Regions from separate parts of the Homo sapiens genome. Here region 1 is linked to region 2. A link is an interaction called in ENCODE POLR2A ChIA-PET data of the cell type or tissue named here. Cell type or tissue: K562. All regions are shown on one strand. Links, peaks and the distances in the headings refer to the core of each region. The heading gives the core; the rest is flanking DNA. Region 1 overlaps GDPD5 (glycerophosphodiester phosphodiesterase domain containing 5). Region 2 overlaps SERPINH1 (serpin family H member 1).

The links. Peaks named below come from ENCODE experiments on the same cell type or tissue, not always from the same donor. Only the 100,000 strongest peaks of a DNase experiment are listed, where the experiment ranks them.
Region 1: POLR2A ChIA-PET joins it to region 2 with 6 read pairs; 3 of 35 experiments call an interaction of 5 or more read pairs at or near these places.

The regions. Positions count from the first base shown.
Region 1 is chr11:75,495,981-75,504,304 of GRCh38, reverse strand. The region is part of intron 1 of GDPD5 (glycerophosphodiester phosphodiesterase domain containing 5); the gene reads left to right. Among named protein-coding and RNA genes, the nearest start is that of GDPD5, 26 kb to the left of the region's middle. In K562, for the core only: a CTCF peak has its summit at 7,853 (motif pointing left); DNase peaks (open chromatin) are centred at 4,514 and 7,854.
Region 2 is chr11:75,566,791-75,575,114 of GRCh38, reverse strand. It overlaps SERPINH1 (serpin family H member 1), which reads right to left. Exons shown (of 5, transcript NM_001235.5): 2 at 8,144-8,324; 3 at 6,286-6,384; 4 at 5,944-6,176; 5 at 2,332-3,334. The coding sequence ends at 3,032. Among named protein-coding and RNA genes, the nearest start is that of SERPINH1, 8.7 kb to the right of the region's middle. RefSeq lists enhancers at 6,206-6,706, 7,941-8,324. In K562, for the core only: no CTCF peak of the experiment used is centred there; no DNase peak of the experiment used is centred there.

The sequences.
Region 1 (8,324 bases), core at 11-8,010, 71 kb after region 2:
GCCACCGTGCCCAGTGGGATTGCTGCAAGGAGTAGAAATTGTTCATGTTGAAATGCTTGGCGTACAGCAGACTTGCAGTGAGTAGTAGGTGGGATTCATTCTCGTTTTCCGCTTTCCCTCTAGGGACAGGTCCCTTTTGCCCATGGCTATAGGACCCACAGCTCACCTGCACCCATCCATGAGGGCAGCTGAGCATGTGGTGAATCTCAGAATATTGGAGCTGGAGAGCACCTGTGCACAGAGAGGGGCAGGGACTCATTCAAGTTCACCCAGCCAGTCAATGGCCATGCCAGGATTAAACTTGGCTCTCCAGCCTGGGGACCTTCCCCCTCCAGTCCCTGAGATCCGCAAGCCTTGTCCTTAGGAGGGATCAGCTCCCCAGGGGCCTATGTCTAATCCTGCAGCATTCAGGGCTGGGGGAGGCAGGGGGCTGGGAGATGAACATCTCAGGAGGCTCAAGAGATGAGCATCTGTAGTGGGTGGAGGCCAATGGCACCTGCTAGTCTCCTCTGATCGCCTGACTTTCCCCAGGGCTGTGGACAGCGGAGCTGCTTCAGCAACAAGGAGACTCACGTCAGACTCATTTGCATGGTGCAGGCTCTCTAAGGTCCTTGCCTTGCACCTGGGAGCTCACTCTGCTTTTGCTCACTTTCATTCATTCATTTGCCTATTCCTTCCTTCGCTCATTTATTCAGCAACCACTCCCTGAGGCCTGCTGTGGGCTGGGAGACCAATCAGACCTTGCAGGCAGTCAGTATGGCATAGCAGTGAATAGTGTGGATTCTGAGGCTAAACTGCCTGGGTTCAAATCCCAGTTCTGCCAGTTACTACCTCTATGACCTTGAACAAGTTGCTTAGCCTCTCTGCCTCAGATCCTTCTCTGAAGTGAGGAGAATGATAGTTCATAATTTATATTTGTTCCAGTTACTGTTGTCACGTAACAAATGACCCCAAAATTTAGTGACTTTATATAGGAACAATCATGGCTGGGCGTGGTGGCTCATGCCTGTAATCCCAGCACTTTGGGAGGCTGAGGCAGGCGGATCACCTGAGGTCAGGAGTTCGAGACCAGCCTGGCCAACATGATGAAACCCCCATCTCTATTAAAAATACAAAAATTAGCTGGGCATGGTGGTGCACACATGTAATCCCAGCTACACAGGAGTCTGAGGCAGGAGAATCACTTGAACCCGGGAGGCAGAGGTTGCAGTGAGCTGAGATGTCCCACTGCACTCCAGCCTGGGCGATAAAGCGAGACTCAGTCTCAAAAAAAGAAAAAGAACAATCATTATCTCACAGTTTCTGTAGGCCAGGAATTTAAGTTGAGCTCAGCCTTGGGCTCAGCCCAGTGGCTCTTGGTCAGGGTCTCACTTGGTTTCTGTCAGGTGGCGTCTAGAGTGGGGAGGAGCTGGGGCACCCGGAGGTTTGCCCAGCTTCTCTCACTCTTTGCGTAGTCTCAGGCCTTCTTTTCTCTCTCTGCAGGCTTGTTTGAGCCTTCCCACAGCAAGGCAGTCTCAGAGCAATCACAGTGTCTACACGGTGGTGCAGGGCTCTAGTAGGAGTGTCCTGGTGAAGGAGGCAGAAGCTGCTTCACACTCAATGACCTGTCCCTGAAAGTGCCGTAGTGTCACCTCAGCCATTACTCCCAAGCCTTCTCAGATTCAAGTGGGGGGACAGAGACGCCACTTCTCTCCATGGGACTGGTGTCAGCATCACTTTGTAAGAAGAGGGTGTAGGATGGGAGACATTGCTGCAGATGTCTTTGGAAATACCATCTGCTACAGTTGTGAGAGTTAGATGAGTAAACACAGGAAATGCCTAGAACAATGCCTAGGCATCATATATAAATGGTAGCTAGATAAAGCCAAGGGTGATTTTGACCATATGCAACTTATTCGTGATGTGCTGACCTTAGGATGTGACTGCCACTGTGGAAGCCAATCCACTGAATAGCAGCATTTCCCATTTGGGTATTGAGGGATCTATAGGAGTTCACCAAACTGAGGCAAGTGGAAAGGCATTCTACACAGAAGAAATTAACTTTGCAAAAGTGTTGAGCTGGAGAAGGGAGTCCCTGGAGCAGGGACTTAGCTCCAGGTGGCAGGGCTGCCCTGAGGTGAGGAGGGAAGGAAATGACTGGAAAGTGAGTTGTGGGCAGGTTGAAAAAAGTTTTGCGTGTAGGGTTTGTACTTAATCCTGTAGGTTCCAGGATGTCCTTCTGTTTCTCAGGCAGCAATATGAGAGGCTTGAGTACCATCATGAGGAAGCCATTTCTGAGGGCAAATCAACAGGATCTGGGGAGATACTGGACTTGGGGGTGTAGGGAGAGGTCAGGACTGATGGGGCTCACACCCAGGTGTTTGGCGCGGGTCATTTACATCAGTTTTGAATGTGATACACATACCTACCCTGGCTTGCTTTCCCTCCTCTTCCAGTAAATTAGAAACTTCATGATTGTTCTCTGCTCAGATTGGCTCTTTGGTAGGGGAGGGTGGAAGTGTAACTCCCTTGGCAGAGGGGTCTGGAGGAGCCTAGCAGGGCCGGTGGCCTCCTCCTCTGCCCCCAGCCCTGTCTGTGGAGAGCGGCTCCTGCTCTCTCACCCTCTCCTCTCCCAGCACCCCTCCCCACTCTGATCACAGCCTCAGAGTCCAAATGGAACAGGCCAGACTGTTCAGGTGGCTGTTGCCACGTCTCCCTGAGCCCCTGCTCTGGAGCCCCGAGCACCAGCCTGGAGCCCTGGCCCAGCCAAAGGCTTCACCCCTGGAGCAGGTGACTCTGAGCGAGGCCATGGCCCGAGTCCCTGTTTCCAGGATGTTTGTGTCCCTGTGGACCTGTCTTTGTATGGCTCCATGTACTTCTGGGAGCCTGTATGCTTGCGCCAGTGTGCCCACTCATGTCACCTGTGTCTGTCCGTGAATATGTGCCCTATGTCTTTTTGGATGTCTCTGTGTGTTCGCATGTGTTTGCACAAGTATGAGGTGGGCCTCTTAGGCTCTCTCAGGGCCCCCATGGTTATCTTGTCATAAATGGCAGTCAGGTTAGGGTGCTCTGAAAGGGGCTAAGTGCGAGGAGGGGCCGAGCCAGGGTATAGCCCTTGCCCCTGGGGGCCTGTGGTCTGAGGGAAGATCCAGACCTCACCAATGTGGCAAACTCAGCAGAAATACAAGTTCCCAGATTTGAGAAACCTCTTTGGGACCCCTCATGCTGCACTTGGCCTCGGTGTTGGGGACCCAGGGTCAGATCAGACCCTGCCCCTACCTTCCAGAGCCAGCCCAGGCAGTCAGCTATGCAGTTGGACACTAGCGTGGCTGCTGAATGGATGGCTGTACAGGGCACAAGAAAACAGGTGAAGGCATGCCCAGGCCTGCTGGAGAGTCAGGGAGGGCTTCCTACAGGAGGAGTTTGAGTGGTGACTACAGAGCTGTTTGGGGGATGAGAGGAAGGAGATAGAGAACAGAGCTGGGCTTGGCGTCAGATGGCACTGGCGGGTTTGAAGAAAAGGGAGATGGGGAGGGTGATTCTCATCTTCCAGGCCTGGAGGTTGGAGGGAATGGAGGTGTCTTGAAATGCGTGGAAAGGAAGAGGAGTTCCCATTTGGCCACTGTGGGTATGAGCTTCCTGTGGGATGTCCAGGTGCAGATGACCAGAGGGTTGCAGGATACTTGAGTCTTGAACTTGGTCCAGCCAGAGATGGGTGGTTGAAACCGTGGGGTGGATGATACTGCCAAGAAGGATGTGATGGGCAAGGGAGGGAAAGGGGGCTTAGGATTGAGAGCAGCAGCATTCAGGCCTGGGCAGAGAGGATCCAGCGAAGGGGCTGGTGAGGTGGGGCCAGAAAGGGGGACAAACAACCAGGCAATCAGTGGCTGAGGATGGAGAAGTGCCCCATGGATTTACCCACACAGAAGCCATTGTTGAACTTGGTGGCAGCAGAGGGTAATGGGTTTTGCAGTGGGTGGGACGAAGTGGAGATATGGGTGCAGACAACTCTCAGAAGTTTGGATGAGAAGGGAGGAGAGAAAGGGAGGAGAGCTGGGAAGGGGTGCAGGGGATGAACTGCATGAGCCCCAGGCCTGCTCACTGCTGATTGGAAGGAGCCAGAAGAGGAGAGAGGAGAGGCCAGAGGGAGGAGGGAGGGTGAAGTGGTCATCTGTAGACACCCGCCTAGTCCTCTGCCAGGGGCAGGGAGGGTGCCTGGAGGGGGTGGTGCTTTCTGGAGGAATGGCTGTGGAGGGCTGAGGGTGAAGGAGGTGCAGTGCTGGGCAGGCAGCCTTCAGTCTTGCCCTGACCTCTGCCAGTCTTCATATCTGCAGGGTATGGTGGTAGCAGCCACCCTGGGGTGTGGGGAGGATCCCAGGAGGCAGAAGCTCCACTAGCTCAGAGCATCCTCGTAAACCAGGTTCAGGTCAGGAGTTGAAGCTCAGGGCTGGGCGGGGTTGGCCTCTGGTGGTTTTTGCATCTTCAGTGCTCACCAAAGCTGTTTCGTAGACACTGCAAACAAGAAAGGCCTAGGAAGGTCAGGACGTGGATGGCCTGCTTCCAAAGAGGCCACACCCAACCCCATCTCTGGGCCCAGCTCTCAATTACAGGGAAGTTCTTCCTTTGGGTCTAGCCTAAGTCTTTCCCGCTGTGTGTTCCCTTCTGGTGAACTTGTTCAACCCTGCTCCATGGAGCCAAGCCTATCAGCTGGCCACTTGGAGTGGCGGTCAGTATTTTTACAACTTGTTTTCATGAAGATGATTTGAAGTCTCCTTGCATTCCCAGAATGTCAGACCCGCCCTGATTCACAAGGATTGACCAAAACAGGGTCTGAGCCAACCAGAGGAATTTGAAGACTTAGTCATCCCCCTTGGATCATCTGCACATTCTTCTCCTTTCCTTCCAGTTAAAAAAAAAAAAAAAAAAAAAAAGGAAAAGAAGAAGAAAGAAGGAAAGTTAGCCTAGATGACCAGATGTCCAGGAAGGGACAGTGGCATTTGGGGGTATAAACCAGCTCAGATGATGATGGCTGTGGACAAAGGGGTGGGACCTGAGGGGAGGGGTCAGTGCTTGGCTTTGCACCTGGCAGACGTCAATTCAAGTGCATGTTCTGCTGCTTGCAAGATGGGGATCTTTCACAGGAAAGATCTGAGCTTCAGTTTCCTCATCTCTGAAATGGAAGCATTGATGGCACCCACCTGAGACACCTGAAGCAGACCTAGAAGCAGACCCTGAGACAAGGATTCGTGTGACAGTGACTCATTAGGAAGCTTCCCTGCTGAGGGAAACCTGCTAAGGGAATAGGAAACGTAGAAGCAGAAAGAGAAGGAGGAGAAGCAAGAGGCTATTTCCAGCCAAGCTCCATAGAAGGAACTTTGGCTTTGTCTTCCAGAGGGACACTGTAAGTCATACCCTAGGGCTGACCCTCCAGGGGCAAAGATGCTGGAGAATTCATACCTCTCCCTCCTGAGTCAACAGACTCATGTAAGGTGCTGATTGCCCAGGACCTGGCACCAGCAAGTGACAGCTGTGAGAAAGGGGTGTGCAGAAGGGGGAATCCCAGGCTGTGTGGTCAGCAAGGGGCAGTGCCTTCTGAGAGCCCCACTGTGCTCCACTGCTTCTCTAGCCCCAGGTCTTTCTCTGTCAGCTTCTAGAGGCAAAATCCCACAGAGCTCCCGCCCCCATTGTTCTCCCAGATGACTTGGCTTTGGGCAATCTCTCCAACCAGTCCAGGTCCCTCCCAGCCCTAGAGGCCCTGGTAACCTGCTGTAGTTCTCCCTCCCAGCCCACCCACCCAGCCCGGAGGGCATCAGTGACGAGTAGGAGGTGGGACAAGGCTTAAGGGCAGAGGTTAGTTCAAGGCCATGGAGGCACCAAATGCCCATAGAGGACATCAAAGCCACTGTGGCCCATCCCCACCTGAGTTGAATTTGGCTTTTCTTCCTAGCCCACCCACTCTGTGTTTCCATAGACGGTGCTCAGGGATCACTTGGGGGAACTTGCGTTGGTCAACACATTCCAGGAACAAATAAACAGGTTGCCCTTCCTGGCTGTACTGACTAAATCCTAAGACTCTGACTATGTGACTCTCACTTTCACTGGTGATGTCAGCCTGGGTTAGCCCTCATGGGATCCACCCTTAACTCTCTCCTGTCCCCTGTGACATCACAAGAGATGTTACCCATGATCTGGCCTCCCCACTCAGGCCTCTGGGAGTCAGCCCCCCCTCCACCAGCCCCCCACAACAGACCATGACAGGCCTGGGTGCTAGTCCACACTCTGTCACCTGCTGTGTGACCTTGGCCAAGTCACCTCCTGTCTCTGAGCCTCAGTGCCCTATGTTTGTAACCCATTTTGTATGTGCTCAACTAAAATCAGGAGATTGTAACATGGTGTTAATCCCTGCTTGACGCAGTGGATGCCCAGAAAGGTGAAGTGATTTGCCGGTGATCACACAGCAAAAGAGCAGAGAGGGCCAGGACCTGCTCCCAGCCCCATGGCCGGTTAAGTGAGCATCTTACTCTTTATCAGCTCTGCCCTGGCCCACTAACCCCTCTTTGGTTCAGAACTTGAATTAAGCCCCCAGTGGTCAGGATGAACTGAGCCAGGCACCGAAGTGGTCAGTCACTGCTGCAAACTCATTAACTCATCTGATACCCATGTATTGAGTACCTATTGTATAAGGGATTCTGTGCTCAGATAAGTACAGTTTTACTTTCACCAGGTTTAACGTACAATCCACTGCAGAGGCCTGGGGCACCTGCAGGCGCCGAGAGAGGGTGCCCTTAGGGTGGTGGTCCCAGAGGAGAAAGTGGTCTAAAAATTCCAGAGCCCCCTCACTGTCCAGGAGGCAGGCAGGGAGTGGCTAGGTTGGGGAGGTGAATGTCAGGAAAACAAGTTTGTTCACTCCTGGGTATTACTGCTGCCTGTGGTGGGTCCAGCACTGTGCCAGGCTGGGGGTGAGGCCGGGAGACAACTTTGATCCACCATCAAGGCCTCCACCCCTTACGCGTCCTGCCACCTTTGTTCACATGATGCGCTTGGTGTGTTTGTCTACACCTTTAGCTCATGGGCTCCTCCAGCAGGGGCTGCGTCTGTCTGCTGGGCACACAGGAGAGCTCAGGAAATGTGCGTTGGTGACTAGATTTTTGGTGTCTAGACTGGCTTGGTAGTAAGAGTATGAATTCAAGAGACCCTAAACCCTCTCGAGCTCTGTTTACCATCTATAAAAAATATCTACTGCAGCCGGACATGGTGGCTCATGCCTGTAATCCTAGCACTTTGGGAGGCCAAGGTGGGGAGATCACTTAAGCTCAGGAGTTCAAGACCAGCCTGGGCAACATGGCAAAACCCCGTCTCTACAAAAAAAATACAAAAATTTGCCGGGTATGGTAGCACATACCTATAGTCCTAGAGACTCAGGAGGCTGAGGCGGGAGGATTGTTTGAGCCTGGGAGGCGGAGGTTGCAGTGAGCTGTGATCGCGCCACTGCACTCCAGCCTGAATAACAGAGCGAGACTCCGTCACAAAAAAAAAAAAAAAAAAAGAAAGAAAGAAAAGAAAAAAAAAGAAAAATAGTCTGCAGCGGGAGGCTAAGAGGCGTCAGATAGCGTACATAGAAACCTTGGCCTCGTACAGAGAGTATGTCCAGCCCTTGTAAATGTTGGGCAGTATTACAATAGATGGGCCCTCGGCACTGTGCCAGGCTGAGCAGGAAACATGAGGGAGATGGGGTCTGGCCCCTGTTACAGCCACTGCACACTGTACAGTTTACACAGTCCTGTCACGTCCTGCTCACTGGTTCTCCCTGTCATCCCAAGAGGGGATCTGGGCAGGTCCCAGTGTCCCCATATGACATAGGAAGATGTTGACCTGCCTTCTAGTGGCCAAGCCAGGAAGAAAAGCCAGGTCTCCTGGCTCTCAGTCTCCTGCTCACTCCTCTGCTCCCCCACCTCCCCAACTTGCTTCCTGCTCTCTAGAAGCTCTTTGTGAAACATGCCAGGAAGAGCAGTGGGCAAGGAATGTGGAGATTTGCCAGCCCAGGTGTCAGGGGCTGAGGAAAATAGCTATGGGCTACAGGTCACCATGACCACTGCCCAGCTGGATGGCGGGGGGCTTCTAGCCTGGCGCAGCAGAGGCTGCTGGGCCCTCCCAGCCTAGCCGGCTCCCTTTCCAGGGGGATAGTGTAACAAGAACTGGGGTTGGAAGACCCGGGGCACCCTGGCTCCCCTGCAAGATGCTGTTGGAGCTGAAGGGACTTTAAGGAGTACAGGGTCTGTGGAAGAGGCCAGTCAAGTTGTGATCACTGCCCCTGAGGAAATTTGAGTGCTTACTGCCCTGGAAAT
Region 2 (8,324 bases), core at 226-8,225:
CAATGGCCTCCAGGCAGCAGGAAAGCTCCACACAGGGCAGTGATGGGGCACTGGGGGGCAGCAACACTGGCTGGACCAACCTCTAGACCCCACCCCACCCCTAACTCACCCACCTCTGCCACCTGCACTGCCACTCACACACCAGCAACTCCAGTCCTCACGGACGGGTGTTTGAGATGCAACAGCACAGACCTCTTACCACCCTCCCCACCTGAGTCAGGATGGAGGAGCGTGGCCTCAAGACCCCCTTTGGGTCCTCTCGGTGGCCCCACACCCGGGCCTGGCTTATTTTACTGCCCATTCCCACTTGGTGGGGGAGCTGTCACAGGCTGAACTTCAGGGCCAGGAGGCCTGGGTTCCAGCCCAGTCTCTGCCTTCTCTGAGCTACACCTTGTAAAGTTAGGATGACTTCCCACCTAACGGGGCTATTGCAAGGATTAAGAGAGATGGATACAGATCGTATGCAAGTTAACATGCCTTCATTACTAGAATCTGTGCTCAGTGCTGGGTTCCAGGCACTGTGTTAGGGGCCTCTCCTGCCCTTCCTATGTGGCGAAGCAACTACCCAACCGACTAGGATCTAGTCCCAGCTCGGCCCCCACTGACTGTAGGGCCTCAGGCAGCTCACTTAACTGCTCAGCCTGTTATCTCACCTGTAAGATGGGGACAATCCCTACCTAACTAGCCAAGCTGTTAGGAAGCTTGGATAAAATTGTACATATTAAGTATTTGGCACATAGGAAGAGCAAAACACAAAGGCGTACCAGCTGGTTGCACTCAAAGCATTATTCTGATCCAGAAATGCCTACTCACCCTTTAAAGCAGCCCCCATATCACCTCCTCCTGGGAGCCTTCCTCGATATGTGCATGATGCTAAAGCTAGGTGCAGGATTTGCTGCAATAGACAAACAGCCATGGACCCTCTCTTCATGGAGCTTCCATTCTAAGAGGGGAGGCAGGCAGGGAAGTCTTAAGTGGGTAATTTCATAGTGCTAAGGAGTCAGTAAAGTGAGAAATCATGGTAGAGAAACTGAGGTGGGAGAGGGACTGCTTGTGTAGGGTGGTCAGGGAAGGCCTCTCTGAGCAGACGTTTACGCTGAATCCTGGATGACAAAAAGCAACCCTGCAAACATCTACAAGAACCGCCTGCCAGGCAGAAAGGACAGCTAGTGCAAAGTCCCTGAGGCAGGGGGACAAGCGTGGCACACCTGGAACAGAATGATCCAGGTGCCTGGAACACAGTGAGCACTGAGTACCCTATCCCTAAGTCTCCACCTCTAGACAAAGCCCCTTGAGGATAGAGATCTGAATGATTGAGCCGAAGCACAGGATGGCCCTGGGACTCTGAGCAGTCTTGCTGAAACTCTGTCGTGGCAATGATGGGAGTGAATCAGCTGGCCCTTCTGCAGACCCATGTACATCTTGGTGGCTACTGCTGGATTGCTCAGCCAGGTAAGGGGTCCCTTCCTGAACCAACAACCCCCAGGTCACAATCTTTGGCAGAGGAAAGCTGGACGTGCCCAGAGAGAAAAATGACCTGTCCTAGGTTAAAAGGCCAGCAGGCAGCAGAAATGGGCCTCCAGCCCAATATCCTCTGCTCCTCTGCCTCCCTGGCCACTGGCTCTGTTCCGTGCATCCCTCTCTCTCCCTAAGGTACGGTGTCAGGAGCCCTAAGGACCATGAGGCATCCAACCGGAGGACTGTGTCAAAAAGGACCGTGTTGGGTGCCTCCTCCTCCCCTGCTACAAATCCAACACTTCGGGCCACCTAAGGGCAAGGATCCCCACAATCTCCTTCCAAAGCCCAGCCCAAAGCCAGGCAACTTACTAAATGTGTGCCTGAGTTTGTACCTGTAGCCCTGGATGTAGCATGAGGTCAGCGTGCAAGGAAAGGCTAGGGGAGCTGGGCATAGTGGCTCATGCCCATAGCCCTGCCTGTAGTCCCAGCTACTCAGGAGGCTGAGGAAGGAGGTTCGCTGGAACCCAGGAGTTTGAGTCCAGCCTGGGCAATATAGCAAGATTCACATCTTAAAAAAAGGGTAAAGAAAGAAAGGCGAAGAGGCTGAAGACTGGCTCCAGGTCCAGTGCTCTCATTCAGGTCCTGCAGCTGCTACTTCTCCAGGGCTGCCAGAGCCAGAACCATTTCCCGGGTCAGCACGGAATGCACCTGCCACTTGGCGCTGTCTGCACAGTGATCTGCCAGCGATCTGCCAGCATTCCAGGGCCTGATATGAGCCATCAGTAGCGAGTCTGCCTTAACAGGAGACCTTGTCCCCTGGGAAGAATGGTGTAAGAATCTCCTGATCCAATCTTCTTCCACGCTCCAACAAAATGTCATTGGAAAAGTTTTATTGAAAAAAAAAATGTACAAATAAGTTCTTGGATTGATAGCAACAAAGGCTCATGTTCCCCCTTCCCTCCCTATCTTTGAAGAACTAAAAAAGGAAGAAACAAAACAAAAAGTTCATCCCCACAACGCCAGACACGATGCTTCTTGACCAGAGTCTGCCCAGAAGCCCCTCCTGGGAGCTCCTTCTCAATCCGCCTCACTGCGGCCAGGTCATTCTGGGGGTGCCTGGTCCCAGGGGCTGCAGCACCTAGTTTTATAGTTGGGAGAGGTTGGGATAGAGCTGGGGAGGCAGCTGAGGTGTTTTAGTGTCAGAAGAGGGCTGGCTGACCCCCCTAGCTCAATTTGGTCTCACAGGTGAGAAGGTACCTGGCTATAAATATGAATACTGATTGAGGCAGGCTTGATCTGGGACTTTCAGGGCAGGCAGAATGACTATGGCCCAGGTCCCACAGGATGTGGAGTTTCCGGGCTCAGCATCATGGTATCTGGGGCCCATGTCCAAGTGGAGTGAATTCTAGCTGGGAAGGTCCGCTCAGGCACACGGGAACCCCGGTCTGTTTTTCCACCCCCACCCCATGGAGTATCCAAGGCTGGTACCTCACCTCCCCCCCAACCCCAATAGCACCCATGTGTCTCAGGAGCCTTTGGATGCCTCCTGCCATCCTGTGTGCACCCTGAGGCCCTATAACTCGTCTCGCATCTTGTCACCCTTAGGCCGGACCAGGCGCCCAATGAATAGCAGGGAGCCGCTTTGGGTGTCCCGCACTAGGAAGATGAAGGGGTGGTCGGCGTAGAACAGCTTGGGGCTGCGCAGCTCCTCGCGCCCGTAGATGTCCTGGTCAAAGGGGTTGCCATCTGTGTCCAACTCAAAGGCGGTGGCGTGGAACACGCTGGCCAGGTACAGGTCCTTCTTGCCTGACATGCGTGACAAGTCGGCCTTGTTCTTGTCAATGGCCTCAGTCAGGCCCAGCCCAGCCAGGTGTTTCTGTGGGAACAAGGAGGTGTGCCAGGTGAGGCCATGGCTGCCAGGCTCCTCCACCCTCAAACCCTCCACCCCATACTACCCTGACCGCTCCTCAGAGAGGAGAGAACCACCCCCTGGTCACCTTCTGTATGCCAGGCATGGCACTGGCACTTCAAATCACAGCTTTCTCAATTCTCACTGCAACCCTACAAGGGCTTCTAATTGCCACTTCACAGATGAGGAAGCTGAGACTCAGAAAAACAAGTGAGAACGTATCCCGGCACTGCCCAGCTGCAGTTCAGGGACAGACAGCATGGGCACCACCCAGGAGCTTATCTCAAATGCTCATGTCCTGACCCCAGCCCAGACCCCCTGAATCAGAATCTCTGGGAGTGGGCATGGATTCCTTTTCACAAACTCCCCAAGTGCTTTCTTAGCATACTCAAGTTTGAGAAAGACTGATCTAAGGACAACTATGTCCACATCACTCTGGGGCTGAAAACCTGTCCAGAGTGATAGGATGCCTGGAATTTGCTTCAGAATAATCAGATGCAGGGGGGAATTAGTGGGTATAAATGGATCACTATTGGCCATGAGCTGATAATGCTTGAAGCTGGGCGACAGACACTTGAGGTTTCATTACACTAATCTACTTTTATTTTTCCAATGTTCGATAGTAAAAAGTTAAAACACATATACACACATACACACACACACACACACAAACATCTTTCCATGGCCCTGCACAGCTCTTGGAAGCCAACCATAAGCTCTTTAACATATGACCTGTGCCTACGTGGCAGCCTCCAGCCACATCCCTTGGCACGCCCCACCCCACTCTCCAGACAGCCTCACAGAACAGCTTATATCCTGGATGGCCATCCTGTCTCCCATTAGGGCTCTTTAGAAACCACTTCTTTCAGGAAGCCTTCCCGAGCCCACAGGATGAGTGGTGCCTCCCTGGACCTTCCTGTTATCAGTCTGGTGCTGCCTGTCTCTCCCACCTGGCTTGGAGCTCCCTGAGGGCGGGGCCCATGTCCAGCGCTCTCCCTGGCTCTCAATGCAGGAGAGAGGACAGTAAATGGCTGTGGGCTGAGTGAATGGCAGCATCCGGGTCCAGGATTCTTCAGGATAACATCCACCTCCCTGGCAAGGCCACACAGGAACTAGGCCTGAGGTCCTGAGAGTCAGGGGGTCATGAGACAGGCATTCGAGGTAGGCCCAGCTCTTCCCACCCGGATGACCTTGCACACGTCATCCGCCTCAAATTTCCTAACTCAATCTACCCCATATCTGGGGGGTGGGGTCTCCACTGAGGGTTCCAGGAAGACACCAGAGGAACAAGGGGAGAAGGGGGTGGGACAACAGCCACTGGAGAAGGGGCTGGGGAAGGATCAGGGCCAGGACCAGGAGAGAGACAGTGACCCCTCTCCAGGAACTCCCAGGGTCTACAGCACAGACCAGTACGAGCTCCACTTGTCCCTGGTTTGGAGCCTAAGCCCCACTTCATCTCCAGCTTTATCTCTCCAAGCTCTCTGGGCAGCAAGTCTGGATCGATTCTGCAGGTGAGAACCATTTGTGGCATCCAAGGAAAGAATGACACGAAAGTTTCCTTTTTTGGGTAAGTCAAAAATATCTCTCGATTGACAAAAAGGCGGCTATTATGTTTTTACCTTGAGGTCTAATTGCAACTCCACCACTTATGAGCCTGGGGAACCTTAGGGAGTCATTGCTTCTCTCTGAGCCTCTGCCCACTACCCAGGGTGGTTGCAAGGGAGAATCTTGAGAATGTGTGTTAAGTTTCTGGCCATCCTAGATGACCCATAGCTACCAGTCTGATTATTGGATGGTAGATAATCCTCTAGCTTAAACAATCTATAACTGGGGGCACTTCAGACCTCAGAGGCAGTGCAGTGACCGAGGGTTAGCTCTGGTGCAAGATGTCTGAATTACTAGCTGTGTGACTTTGCACAGGTTACTTAACCTTTCTGAGCCTCAGTTTCCTCATCTCTAAGATGAAACTTATAGTCCTACCTAATAAAGTCGTTTTGAGGATTAAAAGAGTTTAATACGTATAAAGGCTGGGCACGGTGGCTCACACCTGTAATCCCAGCACTTTGGGAGGCTGAGGCAGGAGGATCACTTGATGTCAGGAGTTTGAGACCAGCCTGGCCAACATGGTGAAATCCCGTCTCTATTAAAAATACAAAAATTAGCTGGGGGTGGTGGCACATGCCTGTAATCCCAGCTACTCGGGAGGCTGAGGCAGGAGAATCGCTTGAACCCAGGAAGTGGAGGTTGCAGTGAGTCGAGATGGCACCATTGCACTCCAGCCTGGGCAACAGAGTGAGACTCCATCTCAAAAAAAAAATAATAATAATACATATAAAGTGCTTAGAAGAACGCCTAGCATACAGGAATGTTCCGTTATATTTAGCTGCTGGTATTATCATCATCTTCCCAAGGGCATGGCCCACACCTCCTGCCCCAGCTTCCCCCATCACAGAGCCCAGCACTGCCTGGACATCCAGGGGGTCTTGGGACAGACCTGCTGAATTGGTGAGTGGGTCCCCCAAGCACCTCCCCCTGGCTCCAAGGCCTGCAGGCCCCTAGGCTGGGCCACCCCTTACCTGCAGGTCATGGGTCACCTCCACCACACCCTTGGGCAAGGAGATGGCAACAGCCTTCTTCTGCATCTTCCCCATCCAGATCTTCAGCTGCTCTTTGGTTAGCAGCTTTTCAAGGCGCTCGAGAGGCTCCACGTGATGGGGCATGAGGATGATGAGGCTGGAGAGCTTGTGGGCCAGGGGCATCTCCACGATTTGCAGCTTTTCCTTCTCGTCGTCGTAGTAGTTGTAGAGGCCTGGGAGAGGAGCGGAAAGGACACTGGGCACCCTGTGTGCAGGGGTGGGTCAGACCAACTACCCTTGGACCCCCACCCACCTTGACACCCTGCTCCTCACAGCACCTACCTGTCCGGTGCATCATCATGACACCCACGGTATAGGACCGAGTCACCATGAAGCCACGGTTGTCCACCATCTTGTGGTGGAATTTCTCATCCCAGTGTGCTGTAGTTGGGGCAAAACACAGGGTCAGAGACACATGGCCGCCCCCAAACACAATCACAGCCCACAGCCACCCCCGGCTGCAGACCTTGATTTATCCTTGCCACAGGTCTTTGCTCCATTCTTCAGGGCCCAGCTATAGAGCACCCAGCCCACAGAGTCTATGTTCCCAGCTTTGGGAAGGGGTCTTGGCCCCAGGACATGCCATCTGAGGATGCGGTTCCCTACAGTCAGTGCCTGCTGCTCCCATATGATAGAGAATTAATTCCGCCCTCAGGTCAGCCACCTCTATGGCCACCCCCGGCTCTAGCACTTGTCAGATATTTTGGAAACATGCTCTGAGGTGGGCTTTCTACCCTCCCTGGTACCTGGGGGACAGCTGTGCCCTGGGCAGGGAGTGCCCCATGACCACCCTTAATTTTTTTTTTATCTTTTTCTTTTTGAGACAAGGTCCGTCCCACTCCATCCTACAGCTGGAGTGCAGTGGTACAATCATGACACACTGCAGTCTTGAATTCCCAGGCTCCAGCGATCCTCCCACCTCAGCCTCCAGAGTAGCTGGGACTACCAGCATGCGCCACCACGCCTGGCTAATTTTTTGTAGACATGGGGTTTCGCCATCTTACCCAGGCTGGTCTCAAATTCCTGGGCTCATGTGATCCACCCACCTTGGCCTCCCAAAGTGCTAGGATTACAGGCATGAGCTACTGTGCTCAGCCCACCCTTCGTTTTCCTCTGCAAGTTCTGTCTCCATGACCAGAAAATAACAACAAAAAATGTCTGAGAGTGGCCTGAACCCTGCCCTTGCTCACAGCCAGACCTGTGTTCCAATCCAAGCTCAGCCACTGACTCGGGGAGACCTCAGCTCTCCTAGCTTGGCCTCATTTGTAAAACGAGGGTTACTTCATTCTCACAGCAAACTGTGAGAATAGTGTTGTCTATGGAGGTACTCAAAAATATTTATTAACCCTACATCTAATCTTCAACTGAAGACAGAGGCATCTGGGCCTGAGGCCTGGCTCTGCTTCCTCCTTGCTGAGCCTCAGTTTCCTCACTGTGAAATGAAGGTAACACTGCCTGCCCCCAAGGTTGCTTTAAGGATTCTGGGTCTTGGCCGCACATGGTGGCTCGCACCTGTAATCCCAGCACTTTGGGAGGCCGAGGCGGGCAGATCACTTGAGACCAAAAGTTTGAGACCAGCCTGGCCAACATGGCAAAACCCCGTCTCTAGTAAAAATACAAAAATTAGCTGGGTGTGGTGGTAGGCACCTGTAACCCCAGCTACTCAGGAGGCTGAGGCAGGAGAATTGCTTGAAGCCCGGAGGCCAAGGCTGCAGTGAGCTGAGATCGTGCCATTGCACTCCAGCCTGGGTGACAGAGTGAGACTCCATCTCAAAATAAAAATAATTTTAAAAAAAGGATTTGAGTTCTTTCTCTAGCTCACTACTGAGGCAGAATGGATTATTAAATGTTATTCATTCCAAGATACACAAGGACGAGCACTTTGACGAAATTCGGTCGGAATACATTCCATGGAGTCCCTCTGGGGCCTCCGCTCCCTGAACCATTCCTTTACACGCTGCTACCTGTCTCTGAATCTAGTTTCCAGTCTGTACAAAAAGCTGAGTGACAGTCCTGCCTCCCTGGGTTGTCACAGCATAAATGAGAGGCAGTGAAGAATGGAGCGCACGGAATGTCGTCCTAACTCTTGCAGGGGGTCCTGGGAGGAGGAGGAGGACCCCTGAACGCGCCCCCGACTCACGCTTGAAGAACATGGCGTTGACTAGCAGGGCGCCGTCCGTGCGCTCCACGTCCTTGGTGACCTCGGGCAGCTTGCCGTCGGTGGTCTGCGCGGCCCACTCGTTGATGGACTGCAGCGCGCTGCGCTTGTCGCGGAAGTTGATCTTGGAGTGCTCGCAGTTGTAGTGCTGCTTGCTGCTGCG